Linked DNA regions of Mus musculus: region 2 is linked to region 1. Evidence: chromatin contacts called from ENCODE POLR2A ChIA-PET data. All regions are on one chromosome and are shown on one strand. Each heading gives the region's core, a stretch centred on a gene start or an enhancer-like site at or near the end of the contact. The rest is flanking DNA. Distances are from core to core; before and after follow the strand shown. Region 1 holds the start of Ripk1 (receptor (TNFRSF)-interacting serine-threonine kinase 1). Region 2 holds the start of Psmg4 (proteasome (prosome, macropain) assembly chaperone 4).

The links. ChIA-PET counts read pairs that join two places held with the same protein, here RNA polymerase II (POLR2A).
Region 2: POLR2A ChIA-PET joins it to region 1 with 14 read pairs in Patski. The contact joins the promoter of Psmg4 here to the promoter of Ripk1 in region 1. POLR2A ChIA-PET finds 5 or more read pairs at or near these places in 3 of 5 experiments (Patski and embryonic stem cell).

What each region holds. Positions count from the first base shown.
Region 1 is chr13:34,000,977-34,003,676 of GRCm38, reverse strand. It overlaps Ripk1 (receptor (TNFRSF)-interacting serine-threonine kinase 1), which reads right to left and starts at 1,314. Exons shown (of 11, transcript NM_001359997.1): 1 at 971-1,314. It also overlaps a transcript of Serpinb6a not described here.
Region 2 is chr13:34,161,607-34,164,306 of GRCm38, reverse strand. Psmg4 (proteasome (prosome, macropain) assembly chaperone 4) reads right to left here and starts at 1,343. Exons shown (of 3, transcript NM_001101430.2): 1 at 1,058-1,343. The coding sequence starts at 1,231.

The DNA.
Region 1 (2,700 bases), core at 65-2,564:
TTACTACTGTTTTTGTCAGTCATACAAACAAAACATCCCAAATTTCATTTTCAATAAGACTAGTATATTTCTACATACAATACAGCTGTGATAGTTCACCTTTCTCACAAGCCTTAGTAGTATCTTTCCAGGGGCTACAGAATTACACAATTAAGTCATTGCATCCCAAAGTTCACTCTACCATCGAGTCTTCATGTGTTAAGAAAGAATACTTTCCTAAAGGTCTTTTGTGGAATTTCTTGATTAAAACAGCTTCAACTCTTTGCACAAAGTAAAAGAGCAAGAAAATCAAATGATCTGCAAGACACAAAGAATGAGTCACCCTGGGCTGCACCATCCATCCTCAGTGGGCTCTGTCCAACGCTTAGGTGAGGAGGATGTGGCTTATCTTTTTCACAACTCAGAAAAGGTCTGCAGCAACCCATAAATGCAAATGCTACTGAGGACCAGAGAAGCCTTGGATGTTTGACACTGGTCTCTCGTTGAGGTCGTAGATCACTCCTGATTTGCCAGCTCACCTCAAAAATAACGATGAAAGCTACCGACTGCTCTGCCACCTGCTGCCCCAAGACAACAGGAATAGACCCTTTTAAAGAGCTGGTAGGTCCAGGGTTGATAGGTTACATTTAGGTAGTCTTGTTGGGGTCCTAAAGCTTCAAGAAGCTGTCATTCCTACCAAAATAATCGTTCCATAGTCACTCTGTAACCATGGCTACGGCGCACCTTCAGTCTCGACTTGAGCTAAAACGACCTCAAGAAGAGTCCAACCTCCCGCTAGATGACAGCAAGTTCCGCGCTTTTCGATTTCCGGGAACGTTTGAAGTCCCGCCCGCCACCCGGCTTCCGGAAACAACGAGCCCCGCCCTCCGGTCCACGCGCAGAAATCGCGCGGCCTCCGCCCCTTCCGGGAAACCAGCTTCTGAGGAAACTAGCGGCGGCGCCCCTGGCCTCGACCCCCGCGCTGACTTACCTCAGAGGCCTTCCCGCGGCCAAGTACCCCGGCCTAGGTGAGGAAGGACGGGCGGTGGACGTCAGGAGCGGCGCCTCGCCGTGGCTGCCCGGCCGGGACGGCCCTGGGCCCTGACGAGGACCGGTCGGAGTTCGGTGCTGAAGTGGCGCCCAGCCACTCGCAGGTCCCCCACAGCCTGCCGCCTCCCGCCGCGTCCAGCTCGCACCTCCGCGGGTCCGCACCGCCGCTGGACTCCCGGGAGGTGAGCGGCACCGACACCCGCGCTCCCGAGGCCGTTCCGGGGGCCGCTGGTCCTCCTCTAAGGACTACTGGGGTGGTGCTAGGCTGCGGCCGCCCCTGTCTCCGCCTCTGCTCACGCCCCGGGGCTGTGTGCACGGGCGAGCGCCAGCCTCCCAGCTGGGCATTGAGCTCTACTGAGCATGCCAGGTTCGCAGCACGACCATCCCGGAGGCCCGCGGGCGGAAGGAATGGCACTTTTGCCTTGCTTTCTGAGCGAGTTCTGAGAGAGCCCTTAAAAAAAATAATACGGCGGTCATAGCTGCTATATGTCAGGGCGGAGACCGCTTGGCCCGCTAGATAGCGCTGTGTGCGACAGTGGCCTTTGCAAGCTTTGTGGGTTCAGAGGTGACACGGTGACAGAACCACTGGTAAATTATCGTTCGTCCACCACAGCAGCCTGTCGAGGAAGAAACGTGATTAATTTGTAGCCCTCGAAAATAGTAGTTGAAACCCCAAGCAGAAACTGTGTTGCTGCAGGTGTCATTAAGAAGAAAGTTGCACGATAGTCCAGTGATCCCTTATTGTCAAAAGATAAATATGACAAGACAGAGAGAGGGCCACAAAAGACACGATAAAGGAGTCTTATTAAACCATACACACGACCACTTTAAGAAAATTCACAGCCATTTTACCAGATACCTCACCATACAAATAAGCATTAAAAAGATGCTCAATGTCAAAGGACATTAGGGGAACTCAACTTTGATGTAGAGTACACATAAAATGCCCCCAAATCCCAAACATTCACCGATGTTAACAAAAACGTACACTAACTGAAAATCACATACATTCCTGCAAAGAATGCAAAACCTTTATGGTTACTGTATGATTTATCAGTTTCACATACAGGTATGTACCCAAATGAACATACATCTAGTGTATAAACACATGTACTTAAGTTGGGTTTTTTGTTTGTTTGTTTGTTTGGAGTTCTTTCCGGGTGGGATTGGGTGTGTGTGTGTGTGTGTGTGTGTGTGTATAAAACTCCACATATGGGAGGCCAGGAGCCCACCTCCAGTTAGCTCCTTCTTACAATGCATCTTTTTCTTTTCCATACAAGGTATTACTTTTACCTTTTGCTTGTGGAATGGACTAAGCTGTCTGGCCAAGGCAAGAGGCACCAGGGGTGTCTCCATGGCCAGTTTTGTTTGTTTGTTTCTGTATGAGTGCTGGGGATTGAACTCAGATCCATATGTTGCCATGGAAAGCACTTTGCTGAAGGAACCATGAGCTATCTTCTTCAGGTTCCTGTACATTGTTTTTCCTTAAGTTTTTTGTTTGTTTTATTTACGAGTGTGTATATAATAGAGTGCAGATTCTCCTAGAGGCCACAGAAAGGTATCAGGTCCCCTGAAGTTAGAGTTTACAGGTGAACTGTCTGGTGTGAGTCTGGGAACCAAACTTGGGGTCCTCTGCAAGAGCAGTATGTGCTTTTAACAGCTGACTCACAC
Region 2 (2,700 bases), core at 94-2,593, 160 kb before region 1:
ATGAGCAGCCTGAGAGGTACTAGACACTAACCTCACCTTATATCACTAAAACTTCAGAGGCCAGTACTACTGGAATAACTGGGCAGGGAAGAACACTAAGAAGCAACAGGCCCTGTGGGGATCACTAGAAACTCAGTATCATACTCTGAATTCATCTCAAAGGGTCTTTAGCAGAGGAATGGCAATCCCTGATCTATCTTATTGTTTTATCTTTTTGCTTATATGTAGTGTGTATGGTATGCATGCATACGTGCATGCATGTTCCTAAATTTGGGTGCATATATATGCATGTGCCCCCCACACAAAGTGAGCTCATCCGAGGGTAAGGTAAGTCCTTCATCCAATATGAGTGGTGTGTTCAAGGAAGAGATGAGGACAGGCAGTTTAACTCAGTGGTGGAGCATTTGCATAGCACATGCAAAGCTTTGGATTCAACCCCCTATCCTGGAGATGGAGAGGCTCTGGGCACGTGACCTGTGAGAGAAAGAAAGGCCAAAGACAGCCAGAGAGCACTCAGAATAGGTAGAGTTGCCCATACAGAGATGAAAGGTCACAGAAGGGGAAGGTTTGAGTTTGTTGGTCAAGTACCTATCAGACACTCAAATCTAAGCTCCAAGTTCAATACAAAAGTTGTCTAAACCCAATGTAAAATGTAAAACGTAGCACGCGCACATGTCAGGAAGCTGGTGCAAGGAGAGCCGATGTTCTGGTGAGCTCAGAGCTCAGGGGCTGGGATGAGTTCCCTTTAAGGTGGTCCACGTGTGGGTTGACTCCGGGGTTCCCGCAAGTCAAGAAGCAGCCCTAGGAGACTCCAGCCTGAGGTGTTCAGAATAGGACCCCAGGGCACACTGAAGCTCCTCAAGAATGTCTCTCAGGGCCGCATGCGACCAGCCTCACTCCCACTGGTCTCTCTCCTCCCAAACCCTTCTTAGCGGTCCCCACCCTCTACCCCAGATCCTTCACCTTGAGGTCCACCGGTCCCCCCAACCCCACCCCCAACTACGGCTAGGCCCCGCCCCCAGATCGCCATCAAGTTCCTGGCCCCGCCCACACTCACGTAGCGGCTGCACATGGCCACTGCGAGGTTGCGTAGATGCGGCGTTGCTCCCACCCACAGGAAGAGCGAATCCGTCAGCCGCATGACATGAAAGTGGACCAGCTGCTCCCACAGCCTTGCACTGAAGTTGTGAAGCGACACGTCCGCGTCCGCAGCGGCCCGAGACTCCTCCATCCCGCCAGCCACCGGGCCACAGCACCGAGACCGGGCAGGCGCGGGCTCCCAGACCAGAGAGAGCGAGCTCCGAAAAGCGGAACGCTCTTTCACTTTCAGATGCGCGCGCCGAGGTGGGGTGGGGCGAGCATGAGTGGGCGGGGCCTAGAACAGGGCCTCCGCCTGCTCTAGCCTGGTACCTTCAGCCTCGCCTAGGAGTCTGCCAGCGATCTCTAGGAACCCACTGAACTACCTCTGTCCTTTTTCCTTCTTCCCAGGAGCGCATGTTAGTGGACTGAAACCACTCTCAGCATCTTCCTTTGCCCAGACACGGACACAATTTGAGCGCTTTAGCAGCCACCACCTCCCAGGCCCACCTCTGCAAGTCTCTAACCTAGCTAACATAATTTAACAGCAATGATCCTGGGAGAAAGCTGTAAAAAAGAACTGCATAGACCATGGCGGGAGGACAGGGTCTTCAGAGACAGGCAGGCACACCCTGAGCTGCTATCATGTAAAGCTCGGGTCTTGATCTAACCCTTTAACTTCTCTGTCTCTCTTTCCTCGAGTACAAAATGGAAATATGAGTAGGGAGCCTTTAAGATTTGAGAAAGAATGTGAGAGAGGGAAGCCCTGTGGAGGGTGGTGATATATCTGCCCTGGGACCCTTTAATTTTAATTACTGGGACACTAAAGTGTTTGGAATGAGTCCCTTGGTGGGTTGAGAGGCGTAAAAACTTGCCCGGTTTGTCAAGCTTTTTACAGTAGACTTGGAGACTCTAGGAACTGCAAAGAGTCTGCTTAAATTTCCTGTAACTCTTAGTGGATCAAATTGAGATTTAAAATGTGATGTGATTTGAGTATGGTTTGGGACCCTCCGAGGATCCACTGTGAGATGTCTTAGTCCCCAAGGGAGATAGATTATGGAATATCATGGGAGATCAGGGGATAGGCCCTGTCTGGAAGACCCAAGTCACTGAGGAAAAGGAAATATTCCTGTGATAGAGCTCCTGAGGTATTACTATAAAAGCAACAAGCCCAGCCTTTGTGGTTAATATTGTTGGGGGTTGGGGGGAGGGGGTTACTACACCCCCTTGTTACCTTTAAATATCTATTGGGGGTTTCTACCCCACTTCAGACCATATCATTACCAGATAAAAGATACAGAAACATTTAGATTTATAATAAGCTTAAAAGCACTAGAGCTAGGCAGATATCAGCCCTCTATGCTATATTACCTATTTTCTTATGGTGATCCCAGAGATGTCACTGGCCATGTTCAGCCTGGGCCATTCCTACTCCATCAGGCTGGTCCTCTTGACCATGTGCCCATGATCTACCAACACCATGGTGACCTCCTTCCTTCTTCCTCTCTCTTCCACCTCATCCTTATCTCAGACCCCAAGCCCAGAATCCATTTTTCCACCCACTCTGTTCTGCCTAGCCTTGTCTGTAGGCATCTTTATTGGCCAATCAGGAATAAGTTGGGG